Linked DNA regions of Homo sapiens: region 1 is linked to region 2. Evidence: chromatin contacts called from ENCODE Hi-C data. All regions are on one chromosome and are shown on one strand. The core of a region is the stretch at or near the end of the contact, and the rest is flanking DNA. Distances in the headings are between cores, read along the strand shown.

What was found. A loop is a pair of places that touch in the nucleus more often than their neighbours do. Pooled maps may share reads with other maps.
Region 1: a pooled map shows a loop between it and region 2 (8-fold over the local background). The contact joins two enhancer-like sites. A Hi-C loop is called at or near these places in 3 of 37 single-sample maps with no recorded cell type and 5 of 50 pooled maps.

The regions. Positions count from the first base shown.
Region 1 is chr7:95,499,831-95,506,334 of GRCh38, reverse strand. All of the region lies in intron 2 of ASB4 (ankyrin repeat and SOCS box containing 4), which reads right to left. Among named protein-coding and RNA genes, the nearest start is that of ASB4, 17 kb to the right of the region's middle. RefSeq lists an enhancer at 4,936-4,985 and a silencer at 5,284-5,578. Within about 2 kb of position 4,699, at least 2 of the 41 ENCODE cell types and tissues checked have a DNase peak (open chromatin) inside an H3K27ac peak, as active enhancers do.
Region 2 is chr7:92,638,453-92,645,867 of GRCh38, reverse strand. The region is part of intron 5 of CDK6 (cyclin dependent kinase 6); the gene reads left to right. LOC112268009 (a long non-coding RNA gene) reads left to right here. Exons shown (of 2, transcript XR_002956577.2): 1 at 1-3,607; 2 at 3,741-7,415. Among named protein-coding and RNA genes, the nearest start is that of FAM133B, 52 kb to the right of the region's middle. RefSeq lists an enhancer at 3,728-3,777. Within about 2 kb of position 3,532, at least 9 of the 41 ENCODE cell types and tissues checked have a DNase peak (open chromatin) inside an H3K27ac peak, as active enhancers do.

The DNA.
Region 1 (6,504 bases), core at 3,450-5,949, 2.9 Mb before region 2:
TGGTTCACCAGATGCACATCAACCTGAAACTCATTGGAGCAGGTCTGAAGACTCCAGAAGGAACTTTTTCAAGAAAATAACATTGATAAAATACCCACTGAGTTTAAATATTTCAGAAAAGATTAAAACTATTGTCTGACCAGGTACAATGCCTCACACCTATAATTCCAGCACTTTGTAGGCCTAGGCAGGAGGATCACTTGAGGCCAGGAGTTGGAGACTAGCCTCATCAAAATAGCAAGACCCTGTCTCTACTAAAAATAATTTTTTAAAAATTAGCCAGGCACGGCCCATGTGCCTGTAGTCTCAGCTACTTGGGAGGCTGAGGTGGGAGGACTGCTTGAGCCTGGGAAGTCAAACCTGCAGTGAACCATGGTCATGCCACTGCATTCTAGCCTGGGTGACAGAGTGAAACCCTGTCTCTAAAAATGAATAAAGTAAAATAAAATAAAAATATTGGCAAAAGCTTTGAGGTTAAATAGCAATGAGTATGTAGAAAATTAAGCAAAAGAATGAAATAAGACAGTTTTCTACAGAGATAACAAACATTGCACAAAAAAAGAAACTATCATAGTTGACCACAAGCCTCATAGTTATAATATAACATCATAAGGGACAGGGAATGAATAAGTATTTGGGGGGGGGGGGACACGGATAGAGGAAAAGGAGCCAGATCCTCATTTTCCATTAGAATAAATCAATAGATTCTCATAAAGCTGCTTCTATTGCTACTTATTCTTTTCCACTTTTATGGATAAATAAATGGTATTTATTTAGTAATTTGGAGCTAAATACCAAACTAATCAGCTCAAGGAAGTAAAAGTGGTTGCCTCTGAAGAAGGAATAATCTAGTACTACATTTTTCATTATAAACCTTGAATATGGTATCTTCTTAATGTCTTTTAAACAATTTTCATATTTCTTCCACCTCTTTTGCTAAATATATTTTCTAGGCCCCTTAAATTTCTTGTGATATTATAAATATATCTTTTCTTACATTGCAATTTCTAGCTGCTTATTTCTGGTATACAGAAATGCAATTGATTTTTGTATATTGATCTTAAATGCACTACCTCTTCTGAACTCAGTTACTAGTTGTAACCATTTAATTGTAGATTTTCTTGGATTTTCCATGTAGACAAACATCCTGTTTTAAATAACGGCCATTTTGCTTCCTTCTTTTCAATCATCGTACATTATGTATTTTTCTCTTCTCTTTGTGCCAGTTAGGACCTCCAGGACAGGGCTGAAGAGACTGTGACGAGAGCAGAAAAGTTGTTTCATTCGTGATTCTAAAGAGATGCTTCTACAATTTCACCACTAAATAGACTATCAACTTGAAAGCACTGCTTAAGGTTGTGTTTCCTGAAGTGTGGTATGATTTTTCGTGGAACATGCTTTACGGGACTGGAGTAACTGCTGACTGACTAGGTGTGAGATAGGGACTGCAAACTCATTTCAAGTTCACTCACTCAGAGCAGAATGATTGGAGGCAAGTCTTCTGGAAAAAGCAGTGACCAGAAGACACGGCCTTTTAGAGTCATTTTCTGCCATCTGAGAACAGAGGGTCTCTGAGCAGATGGAGGTCAAGAATTTAATTGCCTTTTATTTGCTGTTACTGTTACCCTCAGTGTATGTCAAGGGATTTTGGGTTTCAATTTTTTATAGTAATATCAAGTTTCCTTTAAAATTGAATTTCATAAGTAATATCAATTTGATGACAACATTAAATTCATATTGCACAGGTGGTACTCACAATACAGCAGATGTGGCAAAAATCCTCAGGGTGGTTTGCAAATGTCTAACATGGTCAGATTTATGCTATTACAATGTATAACGCAGAAGATGAAAAGATGGAACGCGGTGAGGTGGTAAGAGCAGCGTCTGTCCAGCAGGCATATCTATTTCGGATTAAAATGAAGGCCAGTGACATCTTGCCTTACCATGTTCCACTTCATTGACCAGGGAATTTCCTAACATGTGGTTGACTTGTGTCACTGTCAGATAAAGTAGCAGGGAACAGTCTTTTAAAAGGCATGGTCCCCTTTACATTGCCCCCATGTCACTTTCTGCTAAGGAACATTTGAATTTTTATGGCTTTCCTGCAGTAACAAATTTTCCTCCTACTGTCAGGATTTGCTTCATGCAGAGTAAAGCGGGCAGCTTTCATTTTCCTCTTACGAATGGAATAGGTAGAAATAATATGCTGCTTAGCAGCCACCTAAACCTGCCCCGACTCTCTTTATTCATAGGGAAATGCAGGATTCAAGGAGAGGAGGTTTTTCAGCAGGGTAAATAAGCCTTCTCAACTGATGAACATTATTTTACTAATACCAAAGGCAACAAAGGCCAGGAGATGGGGGCATTAAGTAGAAAGGCAAACAGAAAAATAACAGACAAAATCCAGCATGGGGACAAAGCAGGCTCTGCAACACTGAAAAAATAGGGGAAAATCCTTTAAGAGAAAATTGGGTGCAATTTTTTGCCTCAATTAGCCTTTTCCACAAAGAGCACTTTTCCACAAAGAGCCCATTAAATAGCAAATGAAATTACATCGGTTTTCAGTTGCCATGGCATTGGTTCTTCCTCTAACGGACTTCTGTGGTCCTGAGCTTAATGTTAGCCTGACGTATTTTCCTCGTCTATATGTTGTCTCAATTCCCTCTGTCCAGCTACAAAGTGATGTATTTGAGTTCTCCCCCAGAGTATCTGTGACATAATCTAAGAGAGAGAAAATTTAGCCTTTGGCTATACCTCTAGAGACTGAGAGGGTAAAACTGATGAAGAGCAGCATTTCATTAACCATGAACCACACAGTTTTCATTTATTAGGTGGCAGTGGGTCCCCATCCATGCACTCAGGGCTTCTGGAGCCATTCCCAGATCTGTCAGTAATCTCAGTAACTATTTATTGAGCACTTTCTATGTGCCAAGCGCTGTCCAAGAAGCTGAGGCATAAAAATGCAAAGGAAAGAAAACAAGATGCTCACAGTCTTTTAGTTTCCAGGTTAGAAGACCTACCTGCAAAACACTTACTTTCTCCTCATGCATAAGATGGGTTGAAATTTTACCCAGTGATCTGATTCACAGGTTTGTTTTCTTATTTATATATCTGCCAGCTGCCACACTTTAAAAAAAATTATTCTAGCAGCAAGGATCTAAAATAACAGATTTGCCTTTTTGAAATTGCTTAGCTACAGTTAAACATTAGCTATAATATCAAGTTTCACTCTGATATTTTAAATATTATTTTGATATGCATAGTCACATATAATTTTCAGAAAAATACATCTATACAGTCCATACTGTCCCATAAGCTGCTTTTTACAACCTTCCCATGTGAATGGACATTCCTTTAAACATCATTTTAAATATCTGCATGGTATGGCGGTAACAACATGAAATTTTCTATTAGATATGTAAGCATTTTTCAGTTTTTCAGTAATATAAATGACTCTCTGAGGGCAAATAGGAATCAAGCAATTTTTTGAGACTCTAAATACATTTAAAAATTAAAAGTGCCTATCTATATATTTTCAATTGTGGTACATTTTAAATGTTTTTCTTAACCAATCAAAACTTCTAAGATGAAAATATAAGGTAAAATAAGTAAAATATACTCTAACTGCATTATTCTGAAAACTCTTACAGAATTAGGAGAAAGTCTCTAATTTCTAGTGTACTGCAGGTCATGTGACCAAGCACAATTCTAAGTTACATGATCAGTGTCTTTCTTTTTCTTTCTCCCCAGTTATCTCTTTGACTTTAGGTATAACCTAGTTCAGAGATAACATCTAAAGTCTGAATTTGAGGCCCTAAGTAAATGACAGCCCTGGGTAAAATGGTCTCCTGCCTAGAATTGGTCCCTAATCCTAGAGGCGAATTTTCTAAGTTACAAGAAAGTTTTAAGCTTTTGATATGTGTTATCAATTTGCCCCCCCCCCGCAGGCTGGTACCTATTTACATTCTATTAAGCGTGTGTAAGAGCACTTCCCTATGTGTTTGTCATATATGTATTATCTTTTGTATGCTTATTAACGTAACAAACAACAACAAAATAGCTAATTGTCATTTTAATTGACATGTTACTGATTACCAATGAAGGCTATCATTATGTCATATATTTATTTGCTGTTTATATGATTTTTCTTTTTTTTCCCTTAAATATTCCTGTTCTTGGTCGTTTTGTTCTTTTTCTTTTTTTACCTCTTTCTCTCTCTTTTTTTTTTAGTTGTTAGCCTCATTACTTTAATTGAAAAACTTCTGCGTATAGTAAGCCCTTTGTCATATAGTCTCAAATATTTTCCCCAGTTTTATGATTGCCTTTTAATTTTATGGTGTTTGCCCTTCTGAAGTTGAACATTTTTGCTTTCTCTAATTTATCTCTATTTTCTTTGTGAATTCGGCCTTTGATGACATGGCTTGAAAGAGTAAGTGGATCTTTAATGGACTTCTATTCTCTCTCCTTGATTCTTATAAGCCTAATTCATTAGTGTCAGCCTACAAGCATTGCCCAAGCTTCCCCCTACCTCTTTCTTCCTTCTCATCTCTAGGTAGTCTCCCTCTGTTGACAAGAACAAAAGAGATGGGGAATAACTGTACCGGCTGGGAAAGGTGACACCTCTAGGGAGTGAAAGGTTGGCCACTCTGTCAGTTTGTGGTTGATGAAGTCACATGAAAAGGCCACAATGTAAAAAGTTAACAAAGTTTCAGTTACACCGGATGATGAATAAGTTCTGAAGATCTAATGTATAGCAGGATGACTATAGTTAGTAACACTGCATTGTTTACTGGAAATTTGTTGAAAGTAGATCTTAAGTGTTCTTATTTATGATTAAGATGAAAAGATGGAATGCGGTGAGGTGGTAAGAGCAGCGTCTGTCCAGCAGGCCTATCTATTTCGGATTAAAATGAAGGCCAGTGACATCTTGCCTTACCATGTTCCACTTCATTGACCAGGGAATTTCCTAACATGTGGTTGACTTGTGTCACTGTCAGATAAAGTAGCAGGGAACAGTCTTTTAAAAGGCATGGCCCCCTTTACATTGCCCCCATGCTACATTCTGCTAAGAAACATTTGAATTTTTATGGCTTTCCTGCAGTAACAAATTTTCCTCCTACTGTCAGGATTTGCTTCATGCAGAGTAAAGTGGGCAGCTTTCATTTTCATTTCATTATTACGAAAAGTGAGACAAAAAATGTTTTAATTAGAAAGTTAATGATTAAATTAATATATAATTTCTAAAATTCCTTAAACTCTTAAAAATAAAAAGCTTGCATGTTTAAACTAATTAAATTTAAAAATCAATAAAGATAAAAACTAAATCTAAACATAAATGAATGAGTAAATGTGAAGAGTGGTGATGGCTACACATAGAAAATGTGAGTAAGCTCCAAATTATGCCTAACCTTGTCCCTGTAGCTTCCTTCCTAAGTGGGAGGCTGCAAAAGCGAAGAAGAGCACAATTGCTGGAGGGAGGTCACAGGTCACTATTATCTACAGTTGGAGATCAGAGGAAAACCTTGTGTGCCAAAGTAAGTGATTCATAGAAATAACAGTTGAAGATGTATGAGACAGGATAACTGAAAGGTTCCAGTCTTTCAGAAGTTGAGATGAGATGAAATCCAGAGAATATGGGATACAGCCTCATTTTTAACAAGTGAACCAAAGAAGAAGGAGAATATGCTGGGCTGAATTTTTTCTTCCCCTTCATTTCCGCAGGTTGAAAAGATCATGGCTTTTTTTTTTTTTTTTTTTTTTTTTTTTGAGACAGATCTTGCTCTGTCACACAGGCTGGTGTGCAGTGGTCCAATAATAGCTCACAGCAGCCAGCCTCAAACTCGTGAGCTCAAGCAATTCTCCTGCCTCAGCCTTTCGAGTAGCTAGGAATACAGATGCACCACCATGCCTGGTTAATTTATTTTTCCTTTAGTAAAGATGTGGTCTCACTATGTTGCCCAGTCTGATCTCAAACTCCTGGCCTCAAAAGGTCCTCCTGCCTCAGCCTCCCCAAAGTTCTGGGATTACAAGCATAAGCCACGGCTCCTAGCCACATGGCATCTTTTATAAGTCCAGTAATCCTACTACATTTCTCTAGTAAGTTTCTTCTCCCATTTTTTTTCTCCCGAACCTCCCATTCCTTCTCCATTCTTATGAAAATGTCTATGCTTTCTGCTCTCCTCTCATTTTTTGGCTGGTGACTTTGACACATTGTTGAGGGGAAAAACCATCCGAACTCCCTCATCGTAGCACCATCAAATCTATAAATATTCTGGCATTTAAAACCATCTTTTACTTTGTCCCGCTTCTTAAAAATGAGGATGCTCCCAGCTACTTGGGAGGCTGAGGCAGGAGAATGGCGTGAACCCGGGAGGCAGAGCTTGCAGTGAGCCGAGATCGCACCACTGCACTCCAGCCCAGGCGACAAAGCGAGACTCCGTCTCAAAAAAAAAAAAAAAAAAAAAAAAAAGAGGATGTATCCCGTAGTCTCTGGATTTAATCTCA
Region 2 (7,415 bases), core at 2,283-4,782:
TGAGCCGCCAAAAGATGGAGCCTTACTAAGGAGTATCCACGAAGTAAATAAACTCCGAAGGAAAGACTTGGAAGGTCATCCAACATACTCATAAATTCCAGCTATTGCCAAAGATGAAAGGGAAGTGAGAGCCATGAGGAACAATAGGAAGGAGTGCCCCTGCCCCCTCTTAACTGCCTGTTTACAGGAGGGGAGGAGCAGCAGTGCTGCCCAGATGGCAGAGCCAAAGTTAGAATGAAGCTTCTTCCTCACCCTAAGACCTCTTTAGGAAATCCTGTTTGTGACGGTGGCTTCACTGTGAAGTCATCAGGAGCCCCCTCCCCGGGTTGCAGGAGCACACTTCTGGATTGAACCATGGTTTCTAATGCTGCTTGGAAATCTTATTATCATGTGCACTCAGCAAGATAGAAACTGCATATCAGGTGAAGCTTGGGTCAGACTTTATTTTGCAAGCATTTACTTATCTTTCTTGTACGATGGAAATGCTGGCAACACAATAGCTTAAAAACAAGATAAGCCTCATCTTTTTTCCTGTGTGGGTATGTTAGGGAATGATGGTTTTGATGGCCTTTAAAAAGCAGGAAAGGGCAAAGCCCTGTGATGCCATTTCTTTGGCATTTCATTACTTCATTAAGAGAATTATCCTAAAAGCCTGGGAGCTGTAATACGGCTTAAAAACTGATGAGAGCTGAGTGAAAACACCATAGACTCCAAACCAAATTAACCAGAAGGTTCATCCCAAAGAGACCCGCTTTTATATTCGCACCTGGGGTGTGTACTTTTCCTTCTGCCACTCAAGAGCTTTTGCGTGTGGGGGTGAACAATTTGCTTTCCATGCCAAACCCGATGAAATGGGATTTGTCTTCCCTCTCAGACAGGTGGCCAAGCTGTAACAGAGAGGGCTCTGCCTGGCTGCTTGCCTCTTTGGACATGCAGCACTGTCAGTGCAGCGCCAGGCCCCATATCTGACCCTGTGGCCTCACAATCTGGAGGCCCACATTGGCAGCCTGGGGTGGTGACAGCTTCGGTCAGTTGTTGTGGAGTTCCACTGGCAGACAAAGAAGAGTAGGCGAGTGTGCTGATCCAGGTTCCTTCTGTATGATAGAAGAAACCTCTAAGGTCCTGGTAATGTGTGAACCAGTGGAATACCTGCTCCAATAATTAAAGTATGAGCTTTCCTTCCTCTTTTTCAGGGTGGACCAGGCCTTGGGAAAGGAATTTTGGCCTTCCCAGACTGTACACATTACTTAATGTGTCCTTCTACACTTATTACATGCATCAGGAGCAGATTTCACAAGCCTTCTTCCTATGAGACTAGGTTAGTCACTAGGGTTAATTATTCAGTAGTTAAAGGAAATATTGTGATGGAGGGAAAAATAGATTTCCAGAAGCCAGGGAGTAGAGGGCCTCAGAACATCAAATTGCTCCATGAAGAGAGTACACAGCCATTTTTATTTCAGTCTTTGAACATGAGATAGTAATCGTGATTTGAATTCTCTAAACCTCAAAAATATTCCCTTCTTAGCTGTAAATAGCCACTTGTCCCAACCCCATATATCCATGGGGAGCTTCTGTTCTCCCAGAGAAAATGCAGTTAATTATAGCAAAGAAAGGGACCCTAGGTCTCCCCTTCCTGCCTTAAGAGTAATCTCCAGTATCTCTACTCATGAGATAATAAAATGTATCATTTTCAGAAATTTGAAGAAGGTAGGTCAGGACTCACCAGTGCTGTTTCAAAAGCCTTTTGGTTGTGAGTGCCACATCTGACCACTGCACAGATAGCACTGAGAAAGAAAATTGGACCCAGTTCTCTGCTTTTGCCTTCCATTCTCCCTGTAAGGGTCCACGTGAACAGCAAGTTTGGCCTGGTTTCCTTAGGTCCCTCTGGGCCCATTTCTTTTCTTTCATCATCTTTCCTAAAGCTGATATGACAATTCCATGGGGAAGAAACAAATAGTACACTTGGATGAACTTTGCGAAACACAAAGACCTTTCCTCTTATCCCTGATTCTAAAGGGATTTTTCTGTATTTAATAAGTAAATAAATGAGAACAGTTTTAGACTGAATAGTAAGTGTCCCATTTATATCATATTTGTGATGTTTTGAACAGGGTGAAGGAAACCATTCGTGATAAAGCACATGGATTAAAAATCGTGGTTGACTTGTTTAACAGAACCCAAGTCATAAAGCTCCCTTGAAGAGTACTCAAAAATTCTAGCTACAACCAAAGATGAAAAGAAAGTGAATAGACCTCAGCAGGCCTGCCTCCTCTGTTTCATCCTTTAGGTTAAATGTCACCTCCTTAAAGAGGCTTTTTCTATTATTCTCCACCAGCATATCTTATTTTCTTCATAACACTTACCACTTATTTAATGATTTTCTTTCTCCCTAAACTGTAAGCCTCACAAGGGCAGGGACCACGTCAGTCTTATTTCTGTGTTCCCTACACTCAGCATAGTGATAAGCACATCACAGACTCCAAATGTGCTGAATGAGTGAATGAGCTGCTGAAGCGTGCTATAATGGCAAACCTGTTCCAAGTTCTTCATGGACTTACAGACTCCTCTGGATCACCTCTTTCTTTTCTTAGAACCAACTGAAGAATACTACTTGGTCTCAACATCAGGCTTACCAGTGTTATTCCCATTAGTTCATTTGTATTTTTTAAAACCCGGGATTTGGCCGGGCGTGGTGGCTCAAGCCTGTAATCCCAACACTTTGGGAGGCCAAGGCAAGCAGATCACTTGAGTCCAGGAGTTCGAGACCATCCTGGGCAACATGGCCAAACCCTGTCTCTACAAAAAATTAGTCAGGTGTGGTGGTACATGCCTATAGTCCCAGCTACCTTGGAGGCTGAAGTGGGAGGATCACCTGAGCTCAGGAGGTCAAGGCTGCATTGAGCTGTGATCACACAACTGTATTCCAGCTTTGGTGACAGAGGTAGACCCTGTCTCAAAAAAAAAAAAAAAAATTCTTTTTTCAGCCTGAGTCTCAAGTCCACTAGCAGTTCCGTAGTCATAGCCAAACGATGCGATGTAGTGAAGTGGTCATGAGAGCCAGCTTTGGAGCATCTAGTTGTCTCTATCACTTCTTAGCTCAATGATGATGAGTTATCATTAACCATCCCTCAACCTCAGTTTCCTCAATTGTAAAATGAGGATATTAATATATATCCCCCACATAGCATTGATCTGAGGTTAAACAGTATGTATAAAGCACTTCACTTTTGTCTTTTTGCATTGTACATGTTCAGTGAAACTTAGCCACTGAACTTCCTGTTCATAATGTTAAATTACCTTGGTGTATCACTTTTCTAGAACAGGATAAAGGATGGCTTCTTCTCAGAGGTAACAGAAGACATTAGAAGAATTCAGAATCAAAAAAGTCCAAGGACCTGGAGTACTGGGATTCTAGACAGAACCTCAAGCGTGGGGTACACAGCATGAACTGAGGTCACAGTGGGCTGGGCGGCATGGCCAAATGACTCAATAGTGAAGTGATGACTAATCATTGTAGTGCTCCTTATATCTCTCCCCCTATATCCCACCACAGTCACCACAAAGGCCAGAGCTGGTCCTAGAGTCTGGCAAAAGGCTGAGCATGAAAGTGAGTTTAAGGAAACCCATCTAATAAGATTAAAGAAACTATGCAGGGCTCTGGGGTCAAGGCGTGGGGTCAGCTGACTCCTCCACAAGGAGGAGTTGGGGGCTCCTACTTGGTCTTCCCTTGTTTTCCATAGTTCCTCACAGAATCCAGAGGGCAGTCCCCAAGGCTCTCAGAGTCTTACTCTGAGCCACAGGAAGAAGTACCTTACGCCAGCTCACAGGGGAACTCCAAACAGTCAGCAGGAAGAAACTCAGTCACTCAGATGAAAATGATGGTGTCTCACCATTCTTCTATGCAGTTTTCTAAGGGGCAAGACAGAGACATTTGGCTGTGAGACATTAATTAATCGAACAGAATGTACTTTAACTGTTACCTTTCTTATCTAAGGCTGTGTGGCCGGCTCACTGGTTTTAGTCAAGTAAAGAGCAATGACTTATGCATTTAATGATCTCACTAGACATAATTTCCTTTCATATTGGTTTGTAAGACAGGTGCTATCCTCTCCCATCTCAGGTGGAGCTCAGAAGGCCCATTTGTTCTAATATTCCTGAACCATGTAGGATCAGCAATCTGGACTGTTTTTTAAAAATCTTATAAAAATCTGTATAATGTATGCATCTTATGTAAGATTATTTTTTAAATAGTATGTATTATGTTCTTTCATTTAACAAAAATATACATGGTTGTTGTAGAGCTTTTAAAATACGAGTAAAGAGTATAAGTCTATAGTATCTTGTTATACCAGAAAGTAAGAAAATGCTCAAAAAATATGGGAACATACCAGAAAGGCACAGAATTTAGCTTGAAGGAGCCACTGGACAAATATAAAACAATTTGGGCATCAAAATACATAATTATAGTAAAGGATTATAACCTCCTGAATAAAATTAAAATCCATGAGTCCATGCTGATATAAATAAAGTGGGAGAAAAGAGAGCTTTGTCTTACAGTAGACTGACAATCAATAATAACAGAGTGAATGATGGAGTTAGAAAATCATCAATGGATGATGCTAAAACTACTGAGTGGAAATTTCATCAAGAGATTTACGTAGTGTCAAAATGGCTCTTTACAAGATACTTACTTTAAAAATAAAAATAGGAAAAGAAAGAGGAAAGAAAAATAAACCATAAACCAGTGACCAAGAGATGACCATTACTAATGGTTTAATAGTTATCTTTCAACTGTTTTTCCTATGCATTATAACATTTTAATTTTCTTGTAAAATTAGATCATGCTTTTTTGTAATCTGCTTTTCTTATATAAAAATATATCTGGATCTTATTTATTTGTATTTAAATATTCCCTGGTACATAGTAGGCATGTAGTAAATATTGGTTGAGTGAATGAAATTTGCAAGACTTTAAGGAAAGCTGTGATGCACATTGGTGTAAGTAAAGTTTTTTTCATTCTCATGATTATTCCTTTAGGACTAACTCCCGGAAGTGGAATAGTGATACAAAGCATATTCAAAACCCTGAGCCCTTTGATACGTGGAGCCAAATTGCCCTCCAGAAAGATTTTTCTACTTTATTTTCCCTCCAGGGGTGTATTAAATGAATGTCATTCAATACATTTTTAAGGAGGAAGATTGGGATTAAATGTGTGTGAAATACCCAGAGTAGACCCAGAAGTCGTCAGTCAGAAAGTAATAGTCATCCAAATTCTTTTCCCTGTATCTGTAGGTTAGATTCTGTCAGGACCAAAAGCTGGGATTAGTAAGAGTTGTCAAAGCCTTCAGTCATAGAAAATGGAGTTTTTGTTGATACGGGAAGCTCCAAGTTGGGATAGACTCTTATTTTCATTAAGCCAGTCATATACCGTATAATGTGCTATACCATCCTTCTTTTGTATCTATTGAAAAATCCTATCAGCTGCACTGGACCTGAAGTCTACTATGTCAAAGTAAATGATAAAGAGAAAAACCTGGTTCCTGTTTATGATAGGCTAGCATTGAACATCACTGTTATCAACACAGAACCTCCATGAGGGCCCCCTTCCATTTGCACTTTGATGCTGGCTACTTAGCACACTTAACACCAGCTGTTTCCAGTGCCGTTGCCAAAGGTGGGCAGAGCAAGGTGCAGGATACATATACGTTCCATGGGCAGCTGAGCGGCGTGCTCTCTTGTGCTAGCCAGTGCCTGTGGCAACCCTTCCCTCCTGACTTCAGCCTCCCCACTAGTTGCAGCCAGGTGGTGTATTATCTCCTGATCTATATATACATTAAACATATTATTAAGGAGAACCCAGAAGAAGATATTTAGAGAGATAGATACCCTTGGATTCAAAAGATGAGCAATCAGAAAAATTATACCATAATTTGAATTTGCTTATATTTTCCTTTTTGGCTTTCACTGGCTAGCATGTTCTCAAGTGATGACAGTTGGGCTGATTGAGAGCCGTTAGTCAAATCCAGTAACAGTATTAATCTGTGGTTGGAAATGACTGTTAAAGTAAGTGCCAGGCTATTCAGTTGTGGTTTTTATTCCAGCTTCCAATGGTGCCAGGCTTCCAGCAGGAGGAATAGAGGCTGTGGTAAAGGAAACCGTTGGCAAATGAAAGAAACCAGAAACTGTCACTACCCATAACAACGAAACAACAAAAAAATTTACAGAAAAGGAAGGGGAGACAAAGGAAATTGTTTAAAGTGGTTGAAGCCTGTACAGTCTGATGTGATCATTAGGCGTGAGGGTGCCGCAGCATGGTGGTGCCTAAGACACTGACTCCAATTTTCCAGTGAGAACAGGAAGGCTTTAAGCACCAAAGCCATGCTGTCCAGTAATACTGCTGAGCAAGAAAGCTTTTCTTGAAGGAAGAGAATAGCGTTTAATTGAGACTATTTTTGTCAGTCTCCTAACATGCTCCTCAGACCACTAATATGCAAAAGAACCTAAGGATCTGGTCACCAAGTTACGTCAAAAGAGTTTACCCCATAGTCCTTTTTACTGCCTTTTGCAGAACAAACGTTTAATAATGTCGCTATTGTTCATTGGTTATCAAGAAATAACTCATTGTAACTCAGAAGTGCTTAGCAAAGAATCTATCTCATATGTACTTTCTTTATTTCAAGAACTTTAAGGAGGCAGGTTTTCTACGTGTGTTCACCAAAGCGCCAAGATTTTTTTTAATATTTTGAGAAAATATTTTCAGTAAATCTGTATTCATTGAATGAAATATTAAGTGGATCCATAAAGAAGCAGATGATATAAGTCCCAGGATAACATCAGGAGAATCTGAACACAGTGTAGCTGAAGCATTTCATCACCCCCCAACAAGAAAATTGCTATTTTGCCAACTATTCTACCACATTGCAGTGTTTCTAAGATCTACATTTTTTTCACATTTATTTCTAAAAATCAAAATGTGAATTGCAGTCAACTGGTGACATCTTAGATCTGATGAGATATGGTGGTTCTCCTGGAAAAGCAAAAGTTAGTAATTTTCAGCATATCATTGGCATCCAATGTTTAACTCTGGGGGGGTCAAAAGACATCTTCAAGCACTAGTGAAGAAGACATATTTAATTTGAGGACATTTTTATTATAATTTAGTAGGTAAGTGATGTTCCTTCAAGGCATTCAAGGAACCCACTCTGGAATAGACTAAAGAGACTCTGAGTCAGTTAGTGTTGCCCACGAGGGTCACAGCCGGTCAATGGCAGACCTGGACTGAGGTTCCTGCCCAGTCTGGAGGGTCAACACAGGGTGTGTTGTCCTGCTACCTGTCAGAGCAGGCACAAAGCAAGACTCAGTGAGGCAGACCCCGATTTGCTCTGAAGCATCCTTCTATCTGGGCATTGGCAGAA